Regions from separate parts of the Homo sapiens genome. Here regions 2 and 3 are each linked to region 1. A link is an interaction called in ENCODE POLR2A ChIA-PET data of the cell type or tissue named here. Cell type or tissue: PC-9. All regions are shown on one strand. Each heading gives the region's core, and the rest is flanking DNA. Links, peaks and the distances in the headings are about the cores only. Region 1 holds the start of LINC00504 (long intergenic non-protein coding RNA 504). Region 2 has its middle 32 kb from the start of FGFBP1. Region 3 overlaps LINC00504 (long intergenic non-protein coding RNA 504).

Region 1 (10,912 bases), core at 1,236-9,235:
TCCTAAAACTTCCTTCTATGCATTTTTTCTCCCTCTTATCTTTACTGGCCTCCTGAAATGTCTTATCTGCAAAGACATGATTCTGTTCTAAATCTCTGTCTATGAACACAGTTATCATTTTTGCTTCTTCCACACGATAACATTAACCTAACTTACCCATTCAGCCATAGGCAGACTGTCTTCATCTCTAAATGATGCACTCCCCCACATAAAATAAAGGCAGACACTTTTATTCTTTAGTCCAAAGTACTTAGCATTATGAAGAGACAGCTGCTGCAGACAAATCTTGGGTCTTTGGAACCTTAATACTTTGAAATTTATTCCTCTTCACCACCTGGAGGCTCATGAGTCCATTTGTGGACTCTCCCACCTAATGCTGCCTTGCAAGTTAATGAGCAGTTGGTACATAGACATGCAAGTTATAACTCTTCTATAACTGCCTACATCCATATTGCAGTTGAAAGGGCAGAAAATTAACCACTAGAAGTGTCTCAGTGCCCTCTATCTCCTCTCACCTTTATTCATTACTTCAACGAACATGTACTGCATGCCAGATTCCACACTGTTTTCTAGAATAGAATCAAGAGGTACAGTGAGGAATAAGATTTGGTTTTCTTTCCCACCTGGGGCTCATAAATGGGCTTTACAAGTTCTATATGTCCTTCTGAAATGACATTCAAAATGCTGCGTGTGTGTGTGTGTGTGTGTGTGTGTGTGTGTGTGTGTGTGTGTCTGCCTCCAGAAAGAGGTTTATAATTTTCATCAGATTTAGAATCCAAAAGAGCTAGGGATCAATGGGAACCTAAAGTCAGCTTTGACACTTCCCTTTCTGTCATCCCAGATGACATACAAACGAATCACCAAGGATTGCCAGGTTTGTTTTTCATTTTCCCCTAAATTGCTCTAGATCTATCTCCCACTGTCCATCCCCCACCTTAGTTCAAGCTACCCTCATTTCATTAGTTAACAGCCCTGCCTCCTACATGGCATCTCTGCCATCCTCCAATCTATTCTCCATACTGAAGTCAGAGCATATTTTCAGCTCTCTAATCTGATCATTTCGACCTCTTGCTTAAAACCTTTCAATGGCTTCCCACTGCTCTGAGCATAAATGCCAAGCTATAAACATTCCCATGAGCATTTGCAATCACGACACATTGTTCTCTACTATTCTCTTCGCTCTGTGAACTCCAGCCTCGTGCAACTTCATTTTCATCTTTAAATTCTCTTTCCACTCTCCTGCCATGGGGCTTGAGCACATTCTGCAATCTCTACCTGAAAGGCTTCTTCTCCTCTCCCTTCACCAAATTATATTGTAATAATCACTTCTACCACCCACTTCCCCTGACCTCCCTGACTAGGCTAAACGAGCTATTGTAAAACCTCCTAGCTCCATGAACTTCATACTCTTTGTCCAAGTTAGAATTGTGCAAACTTTATATGATCCATTGATTAATATTTACCCTTCAGCAAACCTGACTATGCATCATTGTATCCTAGGGCTTACAGAAACACTGGATACATAGAAGGCAAATGCTTGATTAATACTCAGTGAATGAACAAATGAATAACTGAGTGGATGAATAAAGAAGTAATGTAGCAGATGCTAAAAATAAAAGAAAGCACTGAGCATTGCCACAGCACAAAAAAAGGGACACATATCTTTAGGAGGTCATAAGGGCACGGATTGTACCTCCTATATCTTTAGTGTGTCCAGAGGTTATGATGCATGCATATATGCAATGTACATTGACTGAAAATATTAAATAGCAACTAAATCTGCCTGGATGAGTGACAGGAGGCTTCAAGAAGACTTAGCATTTGACATCAGTCATAAAGGAAAACTAAAACTATGCAGATCAGGCCAGGCATGGTGGCTCACACCTGTAATCCCAGCACTTTGGGAGGCCGAGATGGGTGGATCACCTGAGGTCGGGAGTTCGAGACCAGTCTGACCAACATGGAGAAACCCCGTTTCTACTAAAAATACAAAATTAGCCAGGCATGGTGTTGCATGCCTGTAATCCCAGCTACTCAGTACGGCTGAGGCAGGAGAATTGCTTGAACCTGGGAAGCGGAGGTTGCGGTGAGCCGAGATCACACCATTGCACTCCAGCCTGCGCAAGAGGAGAGAAATTCGGTCTTAAAAATAATAATAATAATAATAATACAAAATTAGCCCAGCATGGTGGGGCATGCCTGTAATCCCAACTACAAGGGAGGCTGAAGCAGGAGAATCTCTTGAACTCCGGGAGACAGAGGTTGCAGTAAGCCGAGATCGCGCCATTGCACTCCAGCCTGGGCAGCAAGAGCAAAACTCCGGCTCAAAAACAAACAAACAAAAAAAGTATTTAGATCAAAGGGAGAAAGAGGCAGGCAAGTGGCATTTCAGACAGAAGAAAAGGCAGGTACAAAGGCATGAAGCCACAGAAAAGGAGGAAAAGTTCTTTGCAGAAAAAAGAGATTAGGTGAAGTAAACATGGAGATACACTTCCTAGATCCTCCTTCTGAGAGGGAAAAATTTTGTTTTCCCAGATGCTGGAAACATTCGCAGAGAAACATCTCCAGCGGTCAGCTCCTCAGGGGTGGCCTGGGCTGCAGAGAGCCATCTTACCCAAGGTCACACCATCCCAGAAGCAGCCCCCTCCCCACCACTGCTCAGACATTTGGGTCCACTGAGGGAAAATCTTAGCAGCAATTTTTCTCCAGAGCTCCCACTGGGGTAGGCAGAGGCCACCATTGGTACTGCATTACCATAGTTTATCTCTTCCCTCCATCCTTCCCCTCACAGGTGTTGATCTCACCTGAACACTAAACTCTGCACTTGAGTCTGCTTCTCAGAGAACCAGACTGCAAGCCTGGGTTATGCCATGAGTGGGTTTATGCAGAGGAATCAACTAGAAAGGTAGTTAAGAGAAGGATGGTGAGGGTTCTGCAATGCTGGGCCAATAGGTATGAGCTTACGCAGTTGGCAGTGAGAGACTGGGGGCCTTGTAATCGGAGGGTGCTGAGTTTAGGGTCTTTTATTGGAAAGACTTCTCTGGCTTCTGTGCAATGACTACATTAGAAGGAGGCAGAGAGGCGTGCTAAAAGGCCATTGGGTTAGTACAGGGAGGAGAAATGTGAGTTCCAAGATGGAGAAATAACCGATCATGGAGAGGAGGGGTGGTGTTGAGCAATTTAGGAGGAAAAATCAAAAGCCCCTCATGACACATTGACTATAGGGACAGAGTAAGGATGAATGGATAATGACACAGAAAGAGTGTGCTAATTCATTCCTAGGTGTGGCAGGGAGATTACTCCTAATTTAAAATTGCAACTTGCAAGAGGAGTTCTTTCTCCCAAGGCCTTTTCCAAGGCACTCCAGGTAGCAGAGAATTCAAATGGTAGCTAGAATTCTCCTTTAGCTTGAAATACATAATAAACCAGCAATGTCTTCTACAAAAAGCATCATTAACAAAGTTTGTGTTTGTTCATCAGTTAAGATCTTGGGGCTTTTTGCCTGATATCATTAATCGTCACGCTTGCTAAAGAACATTCTTCTATCAAACAGACGGGGATTCAAATAAAAGGAGCAAACATATGAATATGCAAGAAGGAAGGCCAAATTATTAATGCAGAATGAAGAAGAATCTGGCAGGAATATCCTTCATTCGACAAGTATTTATTGAGCGTCCTCTACATGCTAACCATTATGCCAGGGGCTGGGAATACAATGACGAGCAAAATGCTGCAGATTTCATGCCAGGAAGCAAGCACACATCTGAAGGAATTTTACATAAATACATAATGTGTTGCTGGTTCCAGCATGCCCCTCTTCATCGGTTTAGTTCAAATGTACTCCTATAACTCTTACTTTTGCACTGAAATTTCCTTCTGTTTTTTTTTCTCATTCATTGTGGCATAATAGAAAGAGTAGACAGGCATACCAATTGCCTTACTAATCATATGACCTTGAGTAAATTACACATCCTTCCAATGGGGCCAATTATACCAATCTCCGAGGGTATGCTTGAAAATACATTAAGATACTGTGTACCACAGCCAGTTAGCTATACAACATATCATATAAGCCTTTATGTGAATTCAACTATACCAAATTGGGATGGGAATGAGGGTAAGTGAGAAATAATAATTTAAATATATGACAAGGGCTGACTATATAATTTGTAGGGACCAGAGGAAAGTAAAATTGAGAGACTCCCTATTCAAAAATTAAGAATTTCAAGACAGTGATAGCAGAGCATTGGGCCAAGCACAGGGTTCTTCTGAGTGTGAGGCCCTTTACAATGGCACAGAATGCACAACCATGAGGTCGGCCCTGGACTTTCTTACTCCCCTGCATATCTAACATGGTGAATAAGTTCTATGATCAATATGATCTTAATTCTAAAATATATGTCTTGTTTACTTGGTTTTTGTTCACTTTGGCCGCTAACCAGAAGCGACCTTATTTTCATGGGCATAAAACCATATATGCAATCATTTGGCTTAAGGGATTTTCAAGGGTAGTTGTATTAGTCCATTTTCATGCTGCTGATAAACACATACCTGAAACTGGGAACGAAAAGAGGTTTAAGTGGACTTGCAGTTCGACGTGGCTGTGTAGGCCTCAGAGTCATGGTGGGAGGCGAAAGGCACTTCTAACATGGCAGAGGCAAGAGACAAATGAGGAAGAAGCAAAAGCAGAAACCCTTGATAAACCCATCAGACCTTGTGAGACTTACTCACTATCACGAGAACAGCACAGGAAAGACCAGCACAGGAAAGACCGGCCCCCATGATTCAATTACCTCCCCATGGGTTCCTCCCACAATATGTGGGAATTCTGAGAGATACAATTCAAGTTGAGATTTGGATGAGACACAGCCAAACCATATCAGTCGTTTTTACTCTATTTTCCCATTACACACTGGTTTCCTAAAGCCTGCAGGAGGTGAAAGCTCACCATAGCTGTCATTTCTGCTGAGCCTTTGACAGTAGGAGTCAACCTTGTGCCCAAGTCTGGATCACATGCTTTGCAGTGAGAACTTCATTCAAGCCACACAGCAAGCCTGCAGGATAAATAATACCATCCTCATTCTCTAGAGGAGGGAGAAACAGAGCCTCAGAGCAGGGAAGCAATTTGCTTAAAGTTACCCAGAAAATAAGTGGCAGATTTGGGATTCAAATACGGGTCTTTGGAGCACACTGTCCACATTCATTCACTGATATCTTAATAAATGGTTGTTCCTTCCAACTCTCTTCTGCAAATCTTGCCCTAACCTTTTGAAATGAAGAATTGTTTGGCAAATTAGGAACCTGATTTTCTGCATCCTGGTAGCAGAGAATGGCTTGCCAATTCAGTTCAGGCACGTAATGCTGGAGGCAGAGCAACAGAAGAGCCTGAAAGTCTGACCTGTGCTTCTAGAGCTCTGATTGCCACATGATGAAAACTCAGGGCTGACATCACCAGTCTCCAGCCTCCCAAACATGAGCCCATGTGGAGAGAATGTTATAAAGAGGAAAAAAATAAAGGTCATGTTAGAGTGAATGATAGGTATAATTAATGTTACTGACAATGAAAAGCTTAGGTGCTGAGAGAAAAATGAGTCAGCAGTGAGCTTGATGTTGAAACTACATGCTGCCTTGTTGCTCAAATACTTACCTATTAGGAAAAAAGAGCAATTTCCTGATCAATGCACACAAAATTCTGGGTTGAGAACACTAAGTGAAAAGTGGGAAAAAAGCCACTTGTGTGTTTTATTTCCAGCATGTGCACAGCCACATTTATGCATAATTTTGGGTTTGTCATTCCCCTTTATGAGTTTTTGTGATCTCAGTGTTTTAGCATGAAGGCCTTTCATAATCTGATCGTATCTTCCCTTTCTATGATCGTCCTCCCTAGTCTCTTCTCTAAATATCCAAATATTACTTCGTCATTCCAGAAGCAGCTCTACCTAGACATGAAGCCTTCCCTGGTCTCCAAATCAGAAATGCAGGCCATGAATGGGCATGAGCTGTTTGTTGAATGATGAGAAATTCAGTTTATTCCCTGATTTTAACTGGGAATGGCCTCATTCACCTCTCCACCTGGCAGGCATCTCCTCTCCATATTGACTCAATCACCTCTTTCTCCAGGTGTCCTCAGCACTTACTTCATACATCTATTATTGAGCTCAACAAGATGCACTGTACGACATATCTTTCCATTCCCCTAATAATATCTGATGTATCACTGAATTAATACATGGGGGTGTCTTCCCCATTAAACCATGGGATTTGTGAGAGTAACATCTTTATATTGCTCATCGTTGCAGCTCCCTCTGTGCTTGGCATAATATTTTGAACAAAATATGTGCTCAATAAATATTAACTAGATGTATTTACATCCATCAGGATTGCTTTTAATGATTACAGATCTGGCTTTTGGTGCCTCTTGTAAACAGAGGCAGTCTGATTATTTGATAACACAAAGATCTTACCAGACTGCAGGAGGGGTGTGAGGGAAAATATGTTCTGGACTGACACAGATGCTGCTGAATTAATAATTAAAAATTGCGTGCGATGTATAAATGATAGAACATCAAATTAGAAAGGACAACACAATGGTCTGTTTCCTGTTGAAAAAGAATTATCTGGTCCACTAATGAAGTAGAGCCATTAGTCTTGGCCATAGGAAATTAATAGCTACCTTCTTGTAGTGACTTGCCATGTGCCAAGTGTTTGCTGAGCCCTTTAGAATATTATCACATTAAATCCTTCCAACAGCCCTATGAAGAAGGTAGTACTTGTATCATCCCTTCCATATTCCTTTTTGGAGAGCAAGCTTGGGAGAAGTATGATAACTTGCCTAAAATTGCAGAGCCATGAAAGAACTGGATTCAAATCCAGGTATGTTGCTTCCAAAGTCCATGTTCTAAACTAGTCTGCTCTGTAGGTAAAATAAGGATGTCAGGTGATGTTTTTCAGCTCAGTTATAAGTGGAATCATCTATTCCATAGACTCCAGTCTCCTCATTCTACAAATGATAAAACTGAGACTCAGAACAATAAAGGAATGTAGGATCTTAGAATCTCATGGCTGAAATGAACATTAAAATTCATCTAGTCAAATATTCCTACATCCACCTGCTGACAATGTCTAACAACTTTGTTGAGATATAATTCACACATCATACAACTCACCCAATTTAAGTTACAATTCAGTAGTTTTTAATATATCCACAGTTATATGTTGATTACCACAATTTAATTTTAGAACATTTTATCACCCCCAAAAGAAATCTCATATCCATTAGCTGTGCTCCACATCCCAGCCCCAACCCCAGCCTTAAACAACCATGAATCTGTCTCCATGGATTTGCCTATTCCAAATATTTCATAGAAATTGAACTATACAATATGTGGTCTCCTGTGCTTGTCTTCTTTCACTTAGCATAACATATGCTTTTGAATATCTTGAAGTCACCTGAATACACAGCAGCAAATTTTTGGCAGCAACAATGAGTGGCTGGTGGGTGGGGAACATTTCCTCCAAATAATCTTCATTAGCCCCACCCCAATAGCTACCCCAAAATAAAAATAAAATTTAAATTAAGAGAGTATGTTTGATATTTGTTATGGTTTGAATTGTGTTTCCCCCTAATATTCATATGTTGAAGTTCTAACCCCAGTATCTCAGAATGTGAGCTCATTTGGAAACACAGGCTTTACAGAGGTAATGAAGTTAAAATGAAGTCATTAGAGTGGGCTTATATGATGGGTGTCCCCAGACACACGGGGAGAATGCCATATGAAGACTGGGTTTTGCCACCACAAGCCAAGGAACTATCAGATGTTAGGAAAGAGGCCCAGAACAGATCCTTCTCTCAGATGAAACGAACCCTGCCAACAGCTTGATTTTGGACTTCTGGCCTCCAGAACTATGAGAGAACCCATTTCTATTGTTCAGGCAACTCAGTTTGGGGTATTTTGTTGTAGCAGCCCTAGCAAACTAATACAACATTTAAACACAGCTTCTGCACAAATTTCCTAGTCATCGTCTCTGACAAGTACAATGCTACTCTGAGGCTCCTCGTCAGGCAAAATCTGAAAGTCAACATTTGTTTAAAATCAAATCCATGAGATTTTCACCTAAGCCTGGACTTCTTTCAGAGCTCCCTATTTCAGGCAATGGCAACACTAGCCAAACAAATATGCAAGCCAGAATTCTAGAGTCATCATTGACTTCTCTTCTCTTTTATGCCTACTTTCTCACAACACACACACACACACACACACACACACACACACACACACACATTTTAGGTCAAGAGTATTTCACAAGAGAATTCTATCAAGCCTATGAAGACAAATCAACCAAATATCTTTTAGAATGTTCCAGATCATTAAAACCTAAACCTCGACATTCCTTCATGAAGCCAGCAAAATGTTAGAATCTGAAAAAAACAAACAAACAAAAAGAAAAAAATGGAAACGTAATAAAGGATCTCTATACAAACCGTAGCTAAGACACAAGGCTGCATAATCTATGGGTGTTTAAAAGAATAATATAGCATGACCAAATACAAATTGATTCAGGAATTTAAGCCTACTTCCTTTTACTCTACTGGTCCACAATGTTATCATATGAGAAAATTAGAAATGGCCGACATGATTTGCCTGTTAAAACACCGAATTGCACTTTACTCTATAACCTAATCTACTCTCGATATTTCTAAATATTTTTTCATTGTTTTCCAGGAATCTTTAAAAGTCCTTTGGCACCAGACACCATGTTTTCCCCCTTTTTAAATACACTAATGGTTTTGCCAAACCTTAATCTATTGAAATGTCGTCTGCACAGAGTCTCTTGCCAATATAGATGCAGAAAACATACTCACTGCCAACATCTAATGGAGGCGACCTATTATGTAATAATCAAAGACAACCTTTCCCACCTAAGAATTTGAATTTGAAAGCCAAAAATCCATTTCCTGGAAAAAAAATTTGAAAAATTGTGTTAGGCCTAAAATTCAACCCAACTCAATGTACTGCTATGATTATCTATTGCTATGTAACAAAACTACCCAAAACAAAACAATTTATTTTTGTCCTAGGGGTTGACTGGACTCCACTGGTAGGTTCTTCTGTTGGGTCTGTCATGTGGTTGTAGTTGGTTGGCCATTGAGCTGACTTAAAGGCTTCCCTGAACTATGGCCCCAAGATGGCTCATGCACATGGCTGGCAGTTGCTATGGGCTGTTGGCTGGCAACACAACAGGGGTCATTGACCAGGGTGCCTGTTGCAACTTCGGGCATTCAAGGCTGTCAGGCAGGTCAACTCAGGACTGCAACAGGCACAGCAGCCAACAGCCGGCTGAGATGGCCCCATTGTTATCTCCATTACATCCCCTATACACAAAGTTACATCATTGGAAGCCCTTTAAACTCATGGAAGGATCCTATGACATTTAGAAGTCTTGTTCTTTGTGCGGTGTGAAGACCTCTAGAACTACATTCTAACATCCTTGGAGGCTAGTTAAGTACTTGACTTTCAGTTGGTCAAGCCTGAGTTCCCAACTGAGTAGTTTTTGTCAACTTTCTAAAGCTCTTCTATAAAATGGAGACATCACCTCACAAAGTTGTGGTGAGGTTAAAGAAGGATAAAATGTGTGAGGTACTTTGTACACTACCTGGTATATAATGATAGGTTAATGAGTGGTATTATTAATATTACCATTAATATCATCATCGTTTTGCAGGGAAAAGAAAGGCTACATTTGGAAGAAAAGAGATTATTTTTATATTTTGAGAATGGATACACTAAAATATCATATTATGTCCCTCTTTTATGTTGCCAAGAGTTCTATTTTCAGATAAAAGGTCAAATGACACTATTCAGCTTACATAGTTTCATTTTTTCTTGTCTGAATATATTTCTTATTCTATATGTAGTAAAAAAATATTATAAAAAGGGGAAGGTGTGTGTGTGTGTGTGCGTGTGTGTGTCTACACTCTGGGGATACTTAGATGACATAAGACTCTTGTCTGTCTTTGAAATTTCACTCATCCTTGAGGCCTTCTTTGCCTGTTAATTTCCTGGTGCAAACTTCCCCTCCCAAACCTCCCTACAGGTGTCTCTTTCCTTGATGTCCCACAGTATGGTTTCACCTCTGAGCTTGAGTTGTGTTAGGGGAACTGGGCATGTGTTCTTGTCCCCAGTGTGCCATATGCTACTTGAAAGCAAAGACTGACCACCCCCCACCATGTCTCTCTTCACCCTGATTCACTCACTAGCTCTAGTACGTGCCAAATAGTTTTCTGTTGAATTGAGTGTGGTCCAACTCCCTCATTTTATAGTTGAAGGAACTCAAATCCAGACAGGTCTGTGACTTGTCTACGGTCACAGAGTCAAGCCAGAACTAGAATCTCAGCTTCTTCCTCCCTAGTAAGTGCCTTTGTGCTCTACCAGCCAATGCTGTGGCCTGCTGGGACATGTGGGGCAGGTCGACAGTGGGACTCAAGGAACCAGGTATGCTTGTCTGCCCATGGGATTACAGACAGGTTCTCTGAAGACACTTTATAATTGCCTTCCTATCATAATCCCTAACTACTGGTGTGGCCCCATGGGGAACAGCATGGCCTACATCGAGGAGAGCGTTTTACAGCTAGAAATGGCCTGACAACAGACATTGGAGATTGCACAGCAGAAAGGCACTGGGCCCTGAGTTAAGCAGGTCTGGATTTGAATGCTATTTCTTCTGCTTCTAGCTGGTTGATCTTGTGGAAATTACTTCTCTTTTCTAAGTCTCAGTTTTCTCATCTGTTAAGTGGGAGTTAAAACATCCACTTGGAAGGCACAAAATAAGTTACCAGCACAGAAAACTGTTATGTATTAATATTTTTGACAATGACACTGTGTTCTGATTGTCCATAAATTCAAGTTTGTTG
Region 2 (10,912 bases), core at 1,859-9,858, 1.0 Mb after region 1:
CAGGGTTTTGTCCTGTCGCCCAGGCTGGAGTACAGTACTGGAAATATGGCTTGCTGCAGCCTTAACCTCCTGGGGTCAAGCCAATCTTCCTGCCTCAGCCTCCTGAGTACTTAGAAGCCCTACACAGGTCTCAGCGGACGAAAATCAACATGTCGGCAGGGCTATGTTCTTTTCTAGGAGTTTCAGGGTACAATCTGTTTCCTTGAGTTTTTTATCTTTTAAAGGCCACCCACATTCCTTGGCTGTAGCCCCATCTTCCATCTTTAAAGCCAGCACCATCATCTCTTTTTGTCCATACACATTTCTCTCTGACTACAGCTAGGAAAGGGTCTTCTCTTTTAGGGGTTCATGTAATTAGATTGAGCCCAACTAGATATTCAAGATGCCATCCCCATCTCAAGTCCCTTACCTTGATATGGAAATTTTCTTTGGTCGTGGAAGATAACATATATGTAGGTTCCAGGAATTAGAACATGGACACCCTTGTTGGGGACTGAACAGTATTCTGCCTCCAGCTTCATAGGGGATACTTTTTATGTCATCTTGCTGAGAAGTCCATTAGGAAACTGTCATCTTTTAGTGAGGCCAAATTCAGGGCATTTAAGTGTAAATTGGAGAGGGAGGCAGTTAACCAAGCTGTGGGTCTCAGAACTACCTCAAAGTGGCAGGGAGGGGATTTTAAAAATGTAGCTGTCAGAGCCTCATAACAGAGATTCTAATTCATTAGGTCAGGCCTGGCAGCTGCCATATTTGCCATCCAGAAGTGGGTGATTCACACCTGCACAAGCCTGGAGCCCATCCCTGAACAACCAGGCACCTGTAGTCCCAGCTACTAGGGAGAGATAACAGGTGGAGGCTCATTTTCTTGATCCCCTTCTGAAGTTGGCCTCTCAGGGACACCTCGCTGGTGGAGTCTTTTCCCAATTTGTCAAAAGTCATCAGCAAGAATGAAAGCACAGATGACAGTCAAAGCGAATGAATTTTCTAAGGGAAGTGGTTACTGACAGATTTCCTTTCTCAGGGTTGGTGGATTTACTCATCTTGGTCAAAGGCAAGGAAAAGGTGGGTAGCAACATCTATTTGCCAACTTTTATGGCAATATTTAGTATTTAAATTATATGGATAGATTTTGTTAACAATTTTTTAAATTAAAACGGCAATACATGAACGTTAAAATTTTTTAATGCAGATGTGTATAAAGTAAAAAGACTTTCCCCCCAGTTATCCTCTTTTAAACAGCTACTGTTATATTTCTTTCTAGTAATATATTGTGTATATAACAAACATACTTATATAGACATGTCCATATTTTTCTTATACAATTGAGAACATCTTGCACACACACTGTTCTGTATTTTGCCTTTTCCCCTTGGGCCTGATTTTATATCAGCCCAAAATATCTTCTGCATCCCTTTTCACAATTGCAAACCTTAGATGGATATCTACGATTTATCTTGCCACTTCCCAACTAATGTTCTTTTAGGTTGTTTCCAGCTTTCGCTATTACAAACACTACTGCAATAACTAATGTTGCATACATGTCACTTACCACATGTATTTTAGGGCAATATCCAGAAATGGATCTTCTGAGTTAAAGGGTTGGCTTATTTAAAAGTTTGAATAGATATTACCAAACTTCTTTCTAAAGAGATTGTGGTAATCATACTACTACTAACAGAGTCGGAGAGTGCCTGTTTCAAAACATCCTCTTTTGTGCCCACACTTAAGCAATAAGAGTCTCAAACTGGAGTCTGTTGCTATTTTTTTTTTCTTTTGAGACAGAATCTCTTTTGTCACCCAGGCTGGAATGCAGTGGCAATCTCAGCTCACTGCAACCTCTGCCTCCTGCATTCAAGTGATTTTCCTGCCTCAGCTTCCCAAGTGGCTGGGATTACAGGTGTGCACCACCACACCTGGCTAATTTTTTTTTCTGTATTTTTAGTAGAGATAGGGTTTCACCACGTTGGCCAGGCTGGTCACAAACTCCTGATCTCAAGTGATCTGCCCACCTTGGCCTCCCAAAGTGCTGGGATTATAGGTGTGAGCCACAGCACCCAGCCTGGAGTCTGTTTTTATAGGTGCCCCTTGTCCAGGGCTCAAGCTTTGTGAGTATAGGGGAAAGAGCACTGGTCTAAAAATCAGAGCTTCTATGTCCTGGTCATGGCTCTCTAATTCCCTAAAAGACTGAGCAAGTTATTTCCACTCTCTGGTACTCCAGTTTCTCATCTGATGAAAAGAGCTTTGACCTAGAGAAATGCTGAATGATTCCAAATCTGTGGTTCCCATCTGATGTGGCAATTGCCAATCACCACAATGTATAAAAGAAGCTCAATCAATGTCTCATTATGAGCCAACCTCCACGTTTAAGTGCCCTGTGAGATGCCAAAGATGAAGTGTAAGAATTGATCTTTTAAGAAAGATAGCTGGCAAACTTCAAGGAATTGGTGAACCACAAATGACTGCAGATAATCAAGTGTCCAGTTGGATGGCATACACTATAGGGACTGAGATTGTTCATGGGAATGAGGCCTGGGTGTAACCAGAGGATTCACGCAGAAAGATGTCATTTTTCTAAGATTTTACAGATAAGTGGAAATTGACCCAGCAGTGGTGGTAGAAAGGAAGCTGTGGTCACAGTGGGCCACAGAAGTCAGGGCATGGAGGTGTGCAAGTCCAATCAACATGATGAAACAAGGTGCTGGAGTGTGGGAAAGCCTCTTGATATGGTTTGGCTGTGTCCCTACCCAAATCTCAACTTGAATTGTAGCTCCCATAATCCCCACGTGTTGTGGGAGGGACTCACTGGGAGGTTATTGAATCAAGGAGGCAGGTTTTCCCATGCTGTTTGTATGATAGTGAATAAGTCTCACTAGACCTGATGGATTTATAAAGGGCAGTTCCCCTGCACACGTTCTCTTGACTGTCACCATGTAAAATGTGCCGTTCCTCCTCCTTCGCCTTCCGCCATGATTGTGAAGCCTCCTCAGTCATGCAGATGTATGAGTCCATTAAACCTCTTTTTCTTTATAAATTACCCAGTCTCAGGCATTTCTTCATAGCTGTATGAAAATGGACTAAAACAACCCACACCAAATATGGTCGTGCCTTATCACTTGTTTGCCCAATTGCTGAGAAACAACAGTGAACTCCTAATCTCCACCACCAACGTTCCTTCTACAACATTTCCTGTCTCAGGTGATGCCAACTCCATTCTTTGAATTTGGTTAGACCTTCAGACAATTTTTGGCTGCTCTTATTCATAACCCATGCCAGTCCATCTCCAAATCCTATTGAAACCAGCTTCAAATATATCCATAATCCAAGTTTTCTCTCCACCTTCACTGCTCCCACCTTGGTCCATGCTACAGTGGTCTCTCAGCTGGATTGCTGGGACTACCTCTTACCTGGTCTTCTATCTCACCCATGACACCCTGTATGCTATTCTCAGCATACCAGTAGAGTAACCTGTTTGAGATAAAAGTCCAATAATGTCACTCCTCCTATAGCCTCACATGCCACCCAGAGTGAAAGTCGGTCTTCATAATGACATACAAGATCCTATGGGTCATGACCTGACCCTGACCCCCACCCAAACATTAGATCCTTCCATTCTTTCCCCCTCACTCTTCCCTGTCTCTCCAACCCTATTAGCCTCCTTGTTGCTCCAGACACGCTCCAGCCTCAGAATTACGGCATTAGCCATTCCCTCCACAGGGAAAACTCTTTCCCAAGATATCAGCAAGCTCACACCCTGGCTGTCTTCTCAATGAATTGTACCATGAAAACCCTATTTAAAATGGCAATCTGCTTTCGCCTCCCCTCCATTCTCAATTCCCCATAATGCTCTGCTTTCTCTCATAGCACTTACTTTGCTATATAATTAAATGATTTTCTTACATTTATTGTTCATTGCCGGTCTTCCGCTTTCCACCAGGATTTTTGCCTGATTGTTGCACTGCCTGGCTCCACGTTTGTTGAATGAAAGAGTAAATGAATCATGGAATATTCTGATGGCGGGCTATGGAGACAGAGTGAGTTGGACAGTCACCACTAAATAGATATTTTCCCTCATCCTGTTTTCATGTTCTCTGCCCAGGAAACTGGTGTGTTCTAGTCTGAGTCTCTGTTGAATGCCAACTGATCCCGTAGGGATTAAGAGGGATACACATGCAGAGCAGTCACATCCAGGGCTTTGCTTTCCGGCTGCCCCTACTCGTTGTGTAAACCACCCTCCCTGGACCTCAGTTTTCTTATCTGCAAATTGGGGGCAATGATGCAAACTTCCCAGAGAAGATTAAACAAGATAACGGTTCAAAAGCATTTTAGCAGGATGCCTGCCATTTTATAAGCGCTTAATAGGTCTTAACAAATTATTAGTATTTAAGGGAGGCTTTATATCTTCCTCTAGAATGTGCATCCCGGAGGGGGTACTCCGAGTCAGATGAAGCTTCTTGCTTTAAGGGCACTCATGGTGTAACTGGATGGGGGTGGCCTGGCAGCCACACCTTTGGGACCATGACACCCCCCTTCCACTGTCTTCACATCGAACCAGCTGATCTTGCCTAGTCCTCATTTCCTATCCCATGTGATGACTTTTGCCAGTGACGCGGAAAAAGCCAGTTTAGGTCTTAGGGAAAATAAATAAAATTTTAAAAAGCTAGTCTAAGCCCAGCTCTTGCTTTTTTGTTTTGTTTTTTAAAACCAGCTCGGAGCGGGCTGGAGCAGGGGAGGAGGTGGGGCCGGGGAGCGCGCCCCGAGCCCGCCAGCTCGCTGGGGCAAGTGCAAGCCGGGTGCCTGCCGAGGGCGGCGGCCCCGCGGATTGGCCTCGCGCGTATGGGGCGACATCAGGCGGCGGGCGGGCCCGGGCGGGGCTGGCCTCTGGCCTGGGGCGCCACTGCTCTGCTGGGTGCGTCCTGCCCCTGCCCGAGTTCCCTTTTTCTCCAGGTGTGATTAGGCAAGCTTGCGAGCACCCAGCTGCTGGCTGCCAAGTGGGTGACTCACTCTGCCAGGTGGGTGGGGTGAGAAAGTGAATTTGGAAAGAATGAGAAAGGTTTCCTGACGCAGAGATGGCCACTTTCAAAGGAGCTTCCGCTTCCCCTCCATACAAAGGGCCATGTATTGACCCATCTGCTAAGTACCGGGCACTGTGTGGCGTGCTTATGCGCTCTGGCTCATTGCACCCTCTCAGCAAGCCCGACAGTAGAGGCTGCTTTAAATTCCTACTTTATAGGTAAGGAGAAGGGGGGCGCAGAGAGATAAGAACTGTCCCCTTGCTGCAGTCAGGCTTCCAGCCTCAGCCCCTTGCCTTGAAAAGGACTGAACCAATCCCATCCTCTTTTTTCTTTTTTTAAAGGAATGTAAGTTGCCATGAATAAGCATCTTCTTATTTATCCCAGATTTTCTTGGGGACTTAAAACTAATATTTCGCATTATAGGTGGTGACAAGGAGCCCACACAGACCTCAACTTCCACCAGCCTGAAAATGATGCTCCCAATTCTGCCCTTCAAACCTGTTTGTCTTGGATTTCTTATTTGTTTTTATTTTATTTCATTATTTTATTTAATGTTTTGAGACAAAGGTCACTCTGTTGCCCAGGCTGGAATGCAGGGGCGCCATTATAGCTCACTGTAGCCTCTATCACCCCAGCTCAAGTGATCCTTCTACCTCAGCCTCCTGAGGAGCTGGGTCTATAGGTGCATGCCACCACACCTGGCTAATTTTTTAATTATTTGTAGAGATGAAGTCTCATTACGTTGCCCAGGCTGATCTTGAACTCCTGAGCTCAAGCAATCCTCCTGCCTGGGCCTTCTAATGTGCTGGGATTACAGGCATGAGCCACGGCGCTTGGCCTTGAATTTCTAATGTCACTGAATCACTGAATCAGAAATTTAGAAAGGGGTCCAAACTGCCCACTGCCTCTGGACTGTTCTCCTGGCAGCCTAGGAAGTGTAGGCTCTTCCTGCCTGTAGCTCCAACCAGGCCAGGCCAGCCTAGTCCCCTCCAGATTGTTCTGGATATAGGAGGTGACCCTGCATCTTGACTGCCTGCCTCAGAGGTCTCAAAAATTTTGCCCTCAGGACCCCTTTATGATCTGAAAAATTATTGAGAACTCCAAAAAGCTTCTGTTTCTGTGAGTTATGGCTGTTAATAGTTACTGTATTAGAAATTAAAACTGAGAAAATAAAAAACCATTATTTTAAAACAATAGTAAACCCATGACATGTTCACAGAAACAGTTTTATAAAAAATAACTGTATTTTCCAAAACCAAACATAACTAGAATAGTGACATTGGTTCACATTTTTGCAAATCTCTTTAGTGTCTGCTTTAATGAAAGCCAGCTGGCTTTTTCTGCTTCTGCATCCAATCTGTCATGATACCACTGTAGCTTCTGGAAAACTCCACTAGTGGCCCTGGAGGGAGAGAGCGTGAAAGAGGCAAATAATATCTTAGTATATTAGGACAATAGTTGTGACTTTAGAAACCCCTGTAAGGGTCTGAGACTTTTGGGAAGTCTCCAGACCAAGTCTTGGACTGCTTGATTTTCATTTCCAATTCATATTCTGCCAAACATTACTGCTTTGTGCTCACTCATCTAAATAAAGCTTGTAAGGGTCCTGGACATCAAACAGTAAAATAGGTAACTCCCTAAACCAAATAAAATGGAGCCATTTGAAAAATATTTTCTTCTTATTTCAATTCAGTATCTTCCTAACTACAATAAAATCAGAAAATTGTGAATACCTATGAGCTTGTATACCCAAAGACACTCATCAGTACCAATGTGAGTATATGAAACTGACAATATACCAGGGCAAGAGAGTCCCTGCCTATGGTAGGCAGAAAAATTCCCCTGCCTCCAAGATGCTCACATCTGAATTTCTGGAACCTGTGAATATGTTGCCTTACACAGCAAAAGGGAATTAGTAGTTATGTCAACATTAAGAATCTTAAAATGGAGTGAGCATCCTGGGTTATCCAGGTGGGCCCAGTAATAGTCATGTTTATCATTAAAAGAAAGGAGACCCTTTCTCACCTGTGGTCAGAGGGAAATATGACTATGGAAGGAAGGGTGGTCAGAGAGATGCAATGATGCTGGCTTTGGGGATTCAAGAAGGAACCACAAGCCAAGGAATGTGAATGCCCTCTAGAAGATGCATCAGGCGAATTAGTGGATTGTTCCCTGGAGCCTCCAGAAAGGAATGCACCTTGCCAACACCTTGATTTTAGCCCCGTGAGAACTTGTTGGCCTTCTGACTTCCAGAACTGTAAGATAATACATTTCTGTTGTTTTAAGCCATTACGTTTGAGTTAATTTGTTACATCAGCCATAGGAAACTAACACACTGCTTCTGCCTTCTCTTTCCTCCACTAGAATTTGGGGTGTCCCAGGCTGTGCAGGGCAGGCCAACAGAGAAGTCCAGGGGGGCTAACGGAAATGAGGAGTTCAAGTATACAGCCTCTCTAATCAATGAGCTGAGACCCCTGTCTATTGTCCTTAAACAAGGCTACATCAAGGTCTGGGTATCCCCAGACGATACCCATTACCCTATACCTAGGAAGAGGAAAGTGTACATTGACACGTCGGAAGCTCTTGCTCAAAACCTGTTTGGAGAGTGCTGGCTTGCTTTCTTATGAAGTGTATTAGTCTGTTCTCCTATGGCTATAAAGAAATACCTGAGACTGGGTAATTTATAAATAAAAGATGTTTAATTGACTCACAGTTCCTCAGGCTGTACAGGAAACATGATGCTGGCATCTGTGTGGCTTCTGGGGAGACCTCAGGAAACTTACAATTATGGCAGAAGATAAAGAGTGAGCAGGCATGTCACAAGACCAGAGCAGGAGCAAAAGAGTGAGGGAGGAGGTGACACACTTTTAAACAACCAGATCTCACAAGCACTCACTCACTATCTCGAGGACAATACCAAGGCGGTGGTGCTAAGTCATTCATAAGAAATCCGCCCCATCATCCAATCACCTCCCACCAGGCCCCACCTCCAACACTGGGGATTACATTTCAATATGAGATTTGGGCAGAGACCCTCGATGTCTTAAGTGAAATAAGAGAATAATGATTGTGTTATATTGTGGACAGACATGTTCTGCCTGGGGAAAGAAATAACAGGACAATCCACTTTCTTCCTGATTGTCACCACATGAAATAGTTACCTGGTTGATCCCACAGAGCTTGGCCATGGACCATACACAAAATATGACTTCCTGATAGCTCGGGGCCCAGGACTTTTCCAAACTTCCAAGAACACCACTCTCAGTGGAAGGCTCGAAGCAGTGCAGGTAAGAGTTGAACATTACTTGGCAATGTATTTGATGGGCAAGAAAGGCACGCTAGGTGTCTGCTTAGGTATCCTGAAATTTCTGAAGTTTATTTTTTAATTTAAAAAAAATTTTTTTTTAGAGAGGGTGTCACTAGGTCACCTAGGCTGGAACACAGTGGCATGATCTTCGCTCACTGCAGCCTCAGCGTGACCTCAGGTGATCCTCTCGTCTTAGCCTCCCAAGTAGCTGGAACTACAGGCATAGGCCACCACACCCAGCTAATTTTTTGTGATTTTTGTATATACAGGATTTTGCCATGTTGCCAAGGCTGGTCTCAAACTTCTGCACTCAAGCATTCTACCTGACTCAGCCTCCTAAAGTGAGTTTCTAAAGCTTTACAATGAAAAAAAAAATCAAAGTCCTGGCTTGCCAAGTGAGGGGAGCCATCTCTACTTTGATGGACACTGAGACATCAGAGAGGTAGCACCTCCCCACCCGGAGGTCCCAGTCAAGGAGACCTGCCTGTCACAATGAAGCCTAAGAAATAAAAATTAAATTCTAAGCCCCCACAACTGACTGAATGAACCATCTCTTGGGCAAGGAGACCCCAACCTTGAAAACTGAGTTCTCAGGTATGACAGTATAGGAGGTTGAACACACCACCTTATACCTCCTTCCTCATAAGCCACCATGAGCCTTTCTTCCCTAAGGGCTAAACAGAAACCAGCCCTTTCAAAAGACCTCACCACTACTGTCAACTAACTGCCTGATGCTGCTCCTCCTTTTTTGCCTAATAAGAGACTACTGACCAGGGAGTGGTTCCAACCAGTCTAATGGGAGAATGCCTATTAAGGGTTTGTGTGTCCTCTGCTTCACCTTTGGGCATCAGATGGCCCAAAACTCCACCCTCAGATCATGCTAACACTGCCATTTTTTTGTGCATGGGACTCCAGAAGTGGCATGAAGTTCAATCGTGTATATTTCTCCTTTTGTAAATATTCATGACTCCTCCTATAGCTTATAGAATATATATATTCAGCTACCATGCTCAGCATAAATTCCTGTTCCCCTTGCCTCTCCCCTAAGGTTTTTGTTGTTGGCTTTTGGCCAGACTCTGCTTCCTAGCCTATCAGAATGGTCACCCTGCAGGCGGCAGTGGTTTATGAGAAATAAAGCTCTCCTTTCCAGATTTATGAACCTTCACATTCTTCAGTTGACAGGCCATATGGACTCTATCACCACCTCTGACTGGCAGGTTCAGACCTACCCCAAGATGCCTTGGGACTTGGCTTGCATGTCTCGTTCAGCATAAGGTCCTCTGCTCCTCGGGTACCTGGTCTGAAGACCCTCTGGGTACAGCTTCCGCAGAGCAAAAAGTGCCTCTGCCATCGGACCATGCTTTCACATCTTACCTGCCTTCTCTGCAACTTCAGTGCCCCTGCCCTCAGCAGAGGGGACAAAACAAGCAGAGTCAGTTCATCATCTGAGAACATGCTCCATTCTGGAACCTTTTCTTAAATATCTCATCTGTGTCAGGTGCTGTGTTCAGGCTTAGGGAAACACAGGTGAATAAAACACCATCTCCAACACAGACTCACAGGATTGTAAGATTAACAAGGGACCCCAGCAGTCAATCTGCAATTCACTAAACTTTAAGGAGCACTTACTAAGATCCAGGCATTAGGTATATGGAGGTAAAGCAGACATTTCTATGCCCTTCAGGAGCTCACAGCTAAATCAATGCATGCAGGGAACTGTGGCAGCTGTAAAAAAGGCAGAAGAGCAGTTGGGGACTCAGAAGGAAGTGACTGCCCAAACACCTGGAGGGACAGGAGGCACAAAGTTATCCCAAAGGGCATGCAATGATGATGTTAGATGAATTAACACCCATCAGATTAGGGGAGAAATTTATTATACACAACATAGATATTAGTCTCAGGAAATGAGCTCCCTCATCCACTCTTGGTAGGAACATAAACAAGGGGGAGATTTGACACAAACCTCCAAAATGAAGGCTGCATGATCTCTTGATCCAGCAGTCCACCCAAGAGGAGCTTATTCCATTGATTTACTCTTAAAAGTCTGCCCAGATAAACATGCGATGATGTTCACTGTACCCTTGTATGTGATAGTAAAAATATAGAAAGTGATCCAAGTTTTCATCCACAGGGGCCAAATTAAAAGAAGTAGGTACTTCTCTGTGCTTGAAGGCTCTGCAGCTCATACAGAGTGAGACAGATTTGTATGTCGATGTGGAAAGATAACCAAGATATATTGTTAAGTGGACAAAGCAAGATACAAAACTCTGTAAAAATTACAATCCCATTTCCCAACATGATTTTCATGGTGGGGGACAGGGGAGTGTCTATGCTACTCTATGCATATAAATTAAGTGGGGAGGGGGCAGGGGAAGATTTCTAAGAAACTGTTAGCAGTGGTTCCCTGTGTGGAGAGCCATGGGAAAGAGGAAAACTGCTTCCATTTTCATGTTGTATCTTTTGCTCTGCTGGAATTGTCGAACCATGAATTGTGCTTCCCAGTATTTCCTATCCTGAAGTCGTCGGGATGTAATTGTATTCAGAGATGTGGCCTTTCAAGAATTCATTTGTTAAAATGAGGCATTAGGATGGG
Region 3 (10,912 bases), core at 1,062-9,061, 59 kb before region 1:
ACTGGTGGTCAGTGAACTTACAGTTGAATCTCACTTCCCTCATCTATAAAATGGTAACACTGTATGGAGCAAAAGATAAGTGCACAATGAGTGGTCATGGAAGCAGTGGGGCTGCATTCTGGGCACTCTTTGGACACTACAGAGAACACACTCTTGTTTTCTTCCCCAGAGAGCGCTGGAGAGATTAACCTTGGACCTGTCCAAAGGGTTTGAGTTAGACAAGCCACCCAAAGGCTCAAGTCACTTGAAAATGTAGTTTTTTCCATAACAGAATCAATCAATGTGGAGGCTCCACTGGGGCTCTGATCCTCTGTCCCATGTGTTCTTGAATGTAAAGTGCCTCAATGTCTCCTACCTGGAAGGACCTGCCTCTTCATCCCCAAGTACCATCCTGTATCCTGTCAATGCCTGCCATTGCCTTCCTGGGAATGAGGCCTCCCATTTCAACAGCTTCTTCCTCTCCCAGGCCTTACTGAAGACAGCACTCTCACCTGACCCTCCTATGCCCTGAACCAGGCTAGGGCAGCTATGACCCAGAGAAATTAAAGTTGTGCAATTTGGTTTTGGCCTCCAGCAAGTCTTGCCTGGGCCCCCGGATGAACACAGCATGGCTGCCCTCTGAACCAATACATGTCCCACTTCACTCCACGTCCTGCAGCCTGTGGCCTGATCTGTTTATTCCATTTGCCAGCTAAGTCCCATGGTGTACAGCCAGATGTAGAACTGAAACCACTATAATCGAAGCCCATTTCTACTTGACTGCTGTGTCACCTTGGCAAGGTAACCTTCTCTGTTGCCTATTTTTTTAATCTGCAACACAGGTATAATGTATTTGCTTCATGAGATACTTGTGAGGGTCAAATGAATTAAAGTATGTGAAGTGTTCAGTAATAACAAAGTGTTTGCAACAATGATGATGATGGGTCTGGGAGCTGCTAAGAATTGAGGAAACCTTTCTCCATTTTTTTTTTTTTTTTGAGATGGACTTTTACTCTTGTTTCCCAGGCTGGAGTGCAATGACACTATCTTGGCTCACTGCAACCTCCGCCTCCTGGGTTCAAGCAATTCTCCTGCCTCAGCCTCCCGAGTAGCTGGGATTACAGGCATGTGCCACCACGCTCAGCTAATTTTTTTTTCTTTTTTGTATTTTTAGTAGAGATGGGGTTTCTCCATGTTGGTCAGGCTGGCCTCAAACTCCCAACCTCAGGTGATCCTCCCACCTCAGCCTGCCAAAGTGCTGGAATTACAGGCATGAGCCACCACACCTGGCCTCTCCTTCTTTAAAGTTTTGTAGGCTGCCCAGGGAGCTCCTTGCCTTGTCATGTTTCACACATGCTGGAAACACCCCTCCTGTGACCTCTACCATCTAAGGTCAGGCTAGTGCTCAAGGCAAATTTCTATAAGACAGGCATCTGTGATAAGCTTTCCCACCCCCTGGGAAGACTGGGATATTATAGCAGAAAGAGTGAACCTTCTCTGACCTCCTAATCTTCTAGTAAGAACACCCAGAGAGGGGCAGTGACTAGCCTGAGGTCACACAGCTAACAGGTGACGAAGCCTGGTCCACAATCCGTGGTAATTGACAAGTCCTACCCATGCTATGCCACAAGTCTGTGGTGAAGGGAACCACAAACTTACTAACATTCACTGAGGACCTACTATATGCCAAGCCCAGAAACGGGGGCTTTAAGTTCATGAACCCATCTCATCTTCACAGGAACTCCAGGAAATGGATGTCATTATTCCCATTTTACAAGTGAGAAAATAATTACAAAGGTTGTAAACCCATACTGGCATGTGCTGTGGGCAAGACTCTTTAAAGTGTGTGTGTGTGTGTGTGTGTGTGTGTGTGTGTAGGCATGCTCATTGGTCCTCATAACAACACTCTGAGGAGGTACAACATTGTTCCCATTTTACACATGTGGAAGCTGAGGCACAGAACACTAAGTAGCTTGGCCAAATCACAGAGTTGGTAAGTAGGTCCCAGAGACGATCTTTGCTGAAGTTCCATACCTTGCCCACATAGAACAAGGATTCAAAACCAAGCCCAGATGACCCTGGAAGTCACAGTCTTCCATTACCCACACTCCTTCCTGGCCCCTCCTGGGTGCCTGGCCATATTCCAGGCCCTGTGGAAGGCCAGCGGCTGACGCATCTGGCATTTCTAGGGGCTTCCCTGAGTCGCTGAGCCAAGCAAAGTAGCACTAACAATCCTGCCAGGCTGGGGGCTGCTGAGTGCAACTAGAAGTGCGTGCACTGGGGATTAAGAGAAGAGAGCAAGCCAGGCGTGGCTCACGCCTGTAACCCCAGCACTGTGGGAAGGCCGAGGCAGGTAGATCAGGAGGTCAGGAGTTTGAGACCAGCCTGACCAACATGTGGAAACCCCATCTCTATTAAAAATACAAAAAAACTTAGCCGGGCATGGTGGCACACACATATAATCCCAGCTACTCAGGAAGCGGAGGCAGGAGAATCACTTGAACCCAGGAGGTGGAGGTTGCAGTGAGCCGAGATCACGCCACTGCATTCCAGCCTAGCAGCCTGGATGACAGAGTGAGACTCCATCTCAAAAAAAAAAAAAAAAAAAAAAAAAAGAGAAGAGAGCATGATTTTTTTTTCCTTCTGGCTCCTGACCAAGGCACTGAAATTTGCAGAATAACTGCCAGATGGGTTACTGAATCTCTGAGCATTCCAATTACCAGCCTCTAAAAGCCCAGTTCCCATTCCAAACCCAGAGCAACTCACAGCAAATGTTATCGTCGCTCACACCCAGGTCACTTCAATTTCTGAGCGGGTACACATTCTAATGGTGGGTGCTCTTTCCCCCTTTGCTTACCCTTTCTCTCTCTGTTTTTCATAGAGCTGAGCTCTGTAAAATGAGTGGCTGCTTCCAACCCTGCCCACAGTCCTGAACATCCTCCACTCTGCACAATGGCAAGGAACAATGGTTCTGCTATCAGCAGAGGCCACCGTGCAGATGGCATGGCGATGAAACCTCTGCAGTAGACCCACACGCCTCCCCGCTGCTGGCCAGCTCCCCTGTGTGCCAGCAGCTCTTTTCAAGCACAGCATCTCTTTAGAAAGCAAAGCCCCTCCCAGTCTGCAAGCCCACTCCGTCCTAAGAAAGACTTTCTTCTTCCCTGGTGCCAGGCCCTTCACCTCTACACTTGAGAGACCTCAGATGCAAGTCCCTGGCCTGAAATGAGAAGGAACAAGGCTCCTTTTTATTTATTTTTTCTTGTTTTTTGAGAGAGTCTCACTCTATCACGCAGGTGGGAGTGCAGTGGCACAATCTCGGCCCACTGCAACCTCTGCCTCCCGGGTTCAAGCGATTATCCTCCTCAGCCTCCCAAGTAGCTGGGATTACAGGTGTGTGCCACCATGCCAGGCTAATGTTTGTTTTTTTAGTAGAAACAGAGTTTTGCCATGTTGGCCAGGCTGGTCTCGAACTCCTGGCCCCAAGTAATCTGCCCGCCTCAGCCTCCCAAAGTGCTGGGATTACAAGTGTGAGCCACTGCCCCTGGTCAGTTTTATTTTTAAAAAATAACTCTGGCCGAGGCAGGTGGATCACCCAAGGTCAGGAGTTCGAGACTAGCCTGGCCAACGTGGCAAAACCCTGTCTCTACTAAAAATACAAAAACTAGCTGGGTGTGGTGGCATGTGTCTGTAGTCCCAGCTACTCAAGAGTTTGAGGCAAGAGAATCACTTGAACCTGGGAGATGGCGGTTGCAGTGAGCCAAGATTGCGCCACTGCACTGCAGCCTGGGTGACAGAGCAAGGCTTCATCTCAAAAAAATAAATAAATAAATAAATAAATAAATAAATAAATAAATAAATAAATCTGGGCACATCTACTGCTTGTGCCTAGAACCCTGGATGAAAAAACGTCAATGAAAACATCTCTGTTCTTGCCGTCTTATCTGGCAAAGGAGGAATGACGCAGAGAGGGGATCCATAGAAAGACAAAGACAGCACAAAACAGCCTTACATTTGTCTACAGGGAAACAGAAAAAGCAATGTGAATCAGAAGCTACAATAGGGGTCAAGACAGCATGCAAAATTTAGTGTGGGGCTGCATATCTAGATGGCAGCCTGTTTTATAAATAAAGTTCTATTGGAACACAGTCACTCCTATTCATTTACATATTGTCCATACCTGTTCTTGCCTTACACTGGCAAAGCTATAAGACCATATGCCTTGAAAGCTGAAATAATTTGCTACCTGGCTCTTTACAGAAAAATTTCGCTGACCCCCAAGCCTGCTATATTCCTGGCCCCACTGAGTAATTCATACATTTAATTCTATTGAATCATCACAGCCATTCTTATACTGTGGATATTATTAATTCCTTTGCAGCTGCAGGCTTGGAGAAGTAAAGTCGCTGTTCCCAGGTCACATAAAAGTTAAGAAAAGTATTTGGATTTGACCCAAAAGCACTGACCTTCCTTCACACCTGTGAGCTGGGACTCGTGCTCTACCTGTAAGTGAGAGGATTCCAATGAACAGTGAGGAGTTACAGAAAACTCCTCACATGGCTCAGGTGAAGGCAGAGGGGCAGGAGTGAACACAGCCAATAGCAGAGGGGATGTTAAGAGAGAATGCTAGAATTTCAGAGCTTGATGGAGTCTTTGAGATTAAGCTCAACATACTACAGGAGGATAGACTGGAGACCAGAGAAGCAGAGCAATGGGCCCAAGGTCACACAGGGACAGAGGCCTCATGGTGAGCAAAACACCCTAAGAGACTTTGTAGGGTCTGGGTGCTTCTGGCCATGCCAAGCAGGCCTCCTATCAGTTGCCCTGTGTTCACTCTGGGCTGATCGCAGTCCCAGGGCACACCAAAGTCATGAGTACCATCGGGCTCTTTGAAGTCATAATCGAACCAATTGTGGACTTGCTGTTTGTTTTAACTACATGCCCTCGTGTGACTGCAGTTTTTGTTTGACCAGGTGTAGAGAAAGGGCACAGGACTGGAAACCATCTAACCTAGAATCCTGTTTGTCACTGGCTCCATGTGTGACCTTGGGCAAGTCACTTAAATCCTCTGGTTCCAATCTCCAGCTCTATCATACGGGGAGGGAGGGGTGGGGCTGGGATAAACAACACTTTCCTATCAGTTCAAATATTTAAAATGATAATTAATGAATATTTACAAAAAATTTTGAGCTGACAAGAAAATGTTGTTTATCCCAGGTGATATTCATTAAATAAGATGAATTAATACAGAAATCATTAAGGAACCCAAAAAGAACTCACCAGTTAATTGGCCATTGTGTGTGTGTGTGTGTGTGTGTGTGTGTGTGAGACAGAGTCTCACTCTGTTGCCGAGGCTGTAGTGCAGTGGCACGATCTTGGCTCACTGCAACCTTGGTTCAAGCAATTCTCATGCCTCAGCCTCCCAAGTAGCTGAGACTACAGGCACTCCTCACCATGCTTGGTTAATTTTTGTATTTTTAGTAAAGACAGAGTTTTGCCATATTGTCCAGGCTGGTCTCAAACTGCTGACCTCAGGTGATCCACCCACATTGGCCTCTCAAAGTGCTGGATTACAGGCGTGAGCTACCATGCCCAGCTGGCCATCCTTTTTTTTTAAGTCAGACTTCATCTCACAAAATCAAGAATGAATTACTTGAATTTCTGAGACATAGAGTATCTGTAACTAGAATTCAGGCATTTATTTCACCAAAAATATTCATTGAGTTTAATTTTTGCCTGGATTTCAGCTTTATGCTCAAATTCCTGAATTCTAGTTACAGACAAATGTAAAGATTTGAGCTCACAGCTATGAGTAAAACAGGAGTAACTAGACAGTGCAATGCATTGTGACAAATGCCGTTCACGAGAGGCAGTCAAGAACAGCTATGCCCTGTGGCTTTAGAGCCAGCCAGCCTGGGTTCAAAACCTGACTACACCACTAATTACCTGTGCAGCCTTAGACAAGTTCTGTAACTTCCTTGTGCCAGATGTCCTCATCTGTAAAACAGAGATTAAAATAGTACCTGTCTCAGGGTGGTTGTGGAGGATCAATTGAGCTAATCCTTGTACAGCTCTTAGAAATGTGCCTGCATAAATGAAGCATTCTATGAACAGTGGCTACTATGATGATGATGAAGATTTACATGGTGACAAAGGAGAAAAAAGAAAAGGCACCTACATGATCCAAAGGCACCTGCATGATCCAGGCCTCCAGGGCTCAGGGGATGTAAGCAGCACAGGCTTCTTCTTAAGGGAAGGAGCATCAAAACCGAGGCTCACAGGAGGAGCAGGAGTCAAGTTAAAGGGTGGAGAGTGGGGTTGAGAAAGTTTCCCAGGCATGGGCAGGGGGTGTGCAATAACCCAGAAATAAGGGCAAATGGAAGTTTTGGGGGAAACCACAAAGAATGCTGGCAGGTTAGGCTGGGGAGATAAGCCTTAATTTGATAACCACCCTCTCCCACTTCTACTCTGGAACTAAAGATGTGTAACTCGTCATACAACTTCTCTGCAGAGCTATGTAATAAATTCTGGGGGAATCCCACTCTTGCTTTAGAGGCTGTGTCACACTGGAAATTGGGACTTGAGTTGGCATTTGGTCAAGCAGGAGACTTGCCAGAAGCTGCCAGGGGCAGAAGAACCCAGGCAGAGTGCTGGCTGTATGAAGTGAGGCTCACCCAGGGAAGTCAAGCACTGCTGCAAAAACTGAAAAGGTTGCAGGAGCTAGAGCTGAAAACAAAGCCAAGAGGGCCGAAGGGTAGCCAAGTAAACATGGGAAGAGAATACGGAGAGAGAATAAGAGTGGAAAATAAGCAGCAGTGTTCCAGACAACAGCCTGAAGAAGGCTTGGAATGCCAGCATCCTACTTGCACAAGCCCAATCACAAGGTGTGCAGATAGCCCAGCCTGGTGAACCAGATGGCCAAGAGTCTGGACAGATAAGAAGCACCCCTATGCATTATAGTTTGAGTCATGAGGGGTAGTCTGGGCAGGGGTTAGCAGGGGGACAATCTCTATATAGACCTTTGAGTGTGCTTAAATATTGCCCTCTCTCCATGGGCCTGGGACCATTCCCACCCTCATCACCCCAGGAAGCCCACTGGGGAGGTATTAGAAGAGACATAGCTTTCAACAGCCACAGCTCTAGAGACAGAAAGTCTGCAGTCACCAGAGCCCTCCATCTCATATACAAGTAAGCAGGGACAATAATAGAACTCTTGCAGGGTATTGCATGAACCCACAGAGGCAAAGTGCTTAAAAACAGTGCTTGAAGCATAGTTCTATTGATTCTACTTTATTCATTTAAGAAAATGTACTGAAGCCACTTCTAGGCTCCATGTTGGTTGCTTAGAATACAAAGCTGAGGCCGGGCATGGTGGCTCACACCTATAATTCCAGCACTTTGAGAGACCGAGGTGGGTGGATCACTTGAGGTCAGGAGTTCGAGAGCAGCCTAGCCAACATGGTGAAACCCCGTCTCTACTATAAATACAAAAATTAACTGGGTGTGGTGGCATGCACCTGTAATCCCAGCTACTCAGGAGGCTGAGGCAGGAGAATTGCTTGAACCTGGGAGGAGGAGGTTGCAGTGAGCCGAGATTGAGCCACTGCACTCCAGCCTGGGCATCAAGAGCAAGACTCCATCTCAGGAAAAAAAAAAAAAAAAAAAAGAATACAAAGCAGCTGAATATGGCATGATCCCTGGACTCAAAGTGCCTGTAATCTAGTAAGTCAGTCAGGCAAGCAGGCAGATGAGTACGAAACAGAGTTATAGTGGCTGTTAGAGGGAGAAGCCGGGGATGCAGAGGGAGTCCTTGTGAGACCCAGGAAGGACAAACAGGTAGGGAACAAAAAGATAGATGATGAATACAGAATTACGTATCCTGATCTCTAACACCTCTAAGGGTGGCCCAGGGAGGGAGGAGAAACAAATGACAACAAAAACAAGAACCATGAACATAAGGTGGTGACTCTGCCCTGAGAAGACACGGGCCTGCTCTCTTGCCAAGCCCATTATCCGCTTATTAGAGAAGACACTGTCCTCCATGAAGAAACAGAAAAAGATGCCAATGTCCCGCACTTGGAACAAATATATACATCAAAGAGTTAACAACAAGCTGTGACTGAGTCTCCTTTCCTTCCTGACATTCAGGCTCCTGGGTTTTTATTGTTCCCAATCGATTTATAGATGCAATAAACATAAATACAAGAGGCAATGGATTTGTCCCATGTGAAAAAGGAGGCATCGGTGAGTTTCAAATATATTCAGGGCTTTAATTTCTACTTGAAGTTTCATGTTTTGAAAATTAAATATATTAAGAGTTAGAACAACTATAATTCTTGGTTGCTCCAACACTAAAACATTCAAAGCAAGGGAAAAAAAAACGTCTTTCCCAGAATGTAAACTGAGAATGGAAGTAGTTACCAGAATAATTCAAGGCTCTCTAACATCAGATTTTCTAAGTTTTTCACTTGTTTCTGATAACTGTGACAACTGGGTCTGAATCACATTTTAGGGATCCTTTTTTCCATCTGCTTCCAGAAGGACTTTTGAGCACAAATACATATGTGTTTCTTCAGACTAAAACATCACAGCAGTGTTGGGTTAAACTATTCTTTTAAATTTGATTTTAAAATTATATGTGCTTTTAATAGAAAAATTAGAAAGCACAGAAAATCAAAAATAAGGAAAAATCATAACCTACAATTCCAGTTCCTTGTGGCAACCACAGTTTAACTTTGGGGCATTTCCTTTCTGACATTTTGTTTCAATGCAAATTTCGCTATTTTTCTATTCACTTGCTTTAAGTAGTTAAGACTATGTTTTAGGCCGGGCGTGGTGGCTCACGCCTGTAATCCCAGCACTTTGGGAGGCCAAGGCAGGTGGATCACAAGGTCAGGAGTTCGAGACCAGCCTGGACAATATGGTGAAACACGGTCTCTACTAAAAATACAAAAATTAGCCGGGCGTGGTGGGGGGTGCCTGTAGTCCCAGCTACTTGGGAGGCTGAGGCAGGAGAATCACTTGAACCTGGGAGGCGGAGGTTGCAGTGAGCCAAGATCGTGCCACTGACAGAGTGAGACTTCATCTCAAAAAAAAAAAAAAAAAAAGGAAACAAAAGACTATGCTGTAGGCCCACGTTCATATTTGACTTGCTCACCTAATGATGTGCTATAAGTATTAATACTTTGAGTTGCTATTATTTATCATCCCCACATGTCTGACAGCTTTTCCCAGAAAGGTAATTCAACCTGGCTTTTGAACCAAGGATTGGGAACTGAACCAGCAGGAATGGAAAAGGTAAGGAAAAGTATGCTTTAAGTTTTACTCAGACAGACTGAGCTCTGGGATGAGGATGCTTTGAAGCCTTGAAGATACTGACTCTTCTCCAGCCATCAGGCAGGCTGAACTGGAAAAGGCAGCAGGACTAGCCCCGGGAGCAGTCACATAGGAGGAGCCATAGTGGTTTAGAAAACAAAGCAAAACACTCAGGTCCACAGTTCCTGAGAGCCAGCTGATGTCAGAGCCTCTGAGACCACCTTCAGCTGCTCCCCATTTGGCCAGCCTGACAAGTTAGACTGGTTTATCCTCTACAGTTACTGTATGGAGATGCCAGACACTATCCCCAAACTCATTGCCAGGCACCACCCCCAAACTCACTGCACTAATAGTGAAGGGGACCCTACTTCTAAAATCTGGCAAAGGCTCTCTATTAATTGACCGGGATAGGGGTTGACAAAAGTTTGCTCTCAAGTGAGTAGATAGATAAGGCTCTGTGGGTGTCTTACAGTCTCTGCCATGTGTTCTTCTTTGTGTGGTTTTTTAAATAATCATTTTTTTTTAAATCCTTCTTAGGTCAGGCCACAGGTCAGGGCATATGGACTCCTAGGCAAGAACTTCTTTCCCTTTTTATTAAAAAATAAAATAAAACAGAAATCCTGAGAGTTGTTCTGAAATTGCTGAGACATGCTATGTCAAATCTAGTCCAGTCTTCATTGACATCCTGAGAGTAATCAGTACAGGGAATTAAACACTCCATGGGGGAGCCTCCAGTTCCCCTCAGGAGCCATGAGAGTGCACAGGAGTCCCATTAGGTTCTTCTGGAACTCACAACTCTTTTGAAGTTTAAGAAGATGCCTTCCCAGAATCATAAAAGTCTAACTATTACATTCAGCACATGATTTGTGACAATGATGAACTACAGGAAAAGAATTCCAGGAAGATCCATGGTTTCCTCTATTGTCATATTTACCAGAAGCACAAACACAAGACACATTTCCTTGACTTGGGGAACTTTTGAATTGAGTTATATGGGGAACTTTAACCAAGAGCTAGTGAGTATAAGAGGAGGCTGACTATCCAAACAGACAATGGCCCAGCTCTACATAAACGTAGAACTCTGACCCACAACTGGCAACCTGTCCAGAAAACCAATCCATCATCCACAGTAACAAACCCAGGAAGCCAGCCAGCTGTCTATAATCAGATGTACAGAAGTCAGGTTAGCAGTAACTGGTAATCTCTAGTCATTTGTCCAGGAAGCCAAACAATAACCCCTGTCACAGTAAATCCATGATGGCCAAGATTTTATTAATAACTGCCAGGCTTCCTAATTGTTGTCCCCACTTTCAGCTTAGGACCAACCAGCGAAAATTAAATATTCATCCCTAATTGATCGCATGGGATGCCCTGCTTTGAGTTAGCCCATGTTCAGATTTCCCAGGCCAACAGCCTCCACCCAGGGCACACCTGAGCCCTTCCCTTCTTTCCACTACAAATCCTTCCCACTCCCCTGCCTGCCTTGGAGTCTGGCATGTGATGGTAGCTAACTCCCTTCCTGTAGCAAGCTCTGAATAAATAGCCTTCCTTTGTTGTCATGTGGTTAGTCTTCACTTATTTTCACAAGGTTATGACTCTTTTCTCCATTTTACCTATTTTT

The links. Peaks named below come from ENCODE experiments on the same cell type or tissue, not always from the same donor. Only the 100,000 strongest peaks of a DNase experiment are listed, where the experiment ranks them.
Region 2: POLR2A ChIA-PET joins it to region 1 with 5 read pairs; 1 of 35 experiments calls an interaction of 5 or more read pairs at or near these places.
Region 3: POLR2A ChIA-PET joins it to region 1 with 7 read pairs; 2 of 35 experiments call an interaction of 5 or more read pairs at or near these places.

Annotation. Positions count from the first base shown.
Region 1 is chr4:14,883,508-14,894,419 of GRCh38, forward strand. LINC00504 (long intergenic non-protein coding RNA 504) reads right to left here and starts at 4,662. Exons shown (of 7, transcript NR_126435.1): 1 at 4,552-4,662. In PC-9, for the core only: no CTCF peak of the experiment used is centred there; a DNase peak (open chromatin) is centred at 5,474; H3K27ac peaks cover 1,299 bases.
Region 2 is chr4:15,901,259-15,912,170 of GRCh38, forward strand. No RefSeq gene overlaps it. Among named protein-coding and RNA genes, the nearest start is that of FGFBP1, 32 kb to the right of the region's middle. RefSeq lists a silencer at 8,334-8,494. In PC-9, for the core only: no CTCF peak of the experiment used is centred there; DNase peaks (open chromatin) are centred at 5,003 and 9,083; H3K4me3 peaks cover 1,095 bases; H3K27ac peaks cover 5,331 bases.
Region 3 is chr4:14,825,136-14,836,047 of GRCh38, forward strand. The region is part of intron 2 of LINC00504 (long intergenic non-protein coding RNA 504); the gene reads right to left. Among named protein-coding and RNA genes, the nearest start is that of LINC00504, 58 kb to the right of the region's middle. In PC-9, for the core only: no CTCF peak of the experiment used is centred there; no DNase peak of the experiment used is centred there.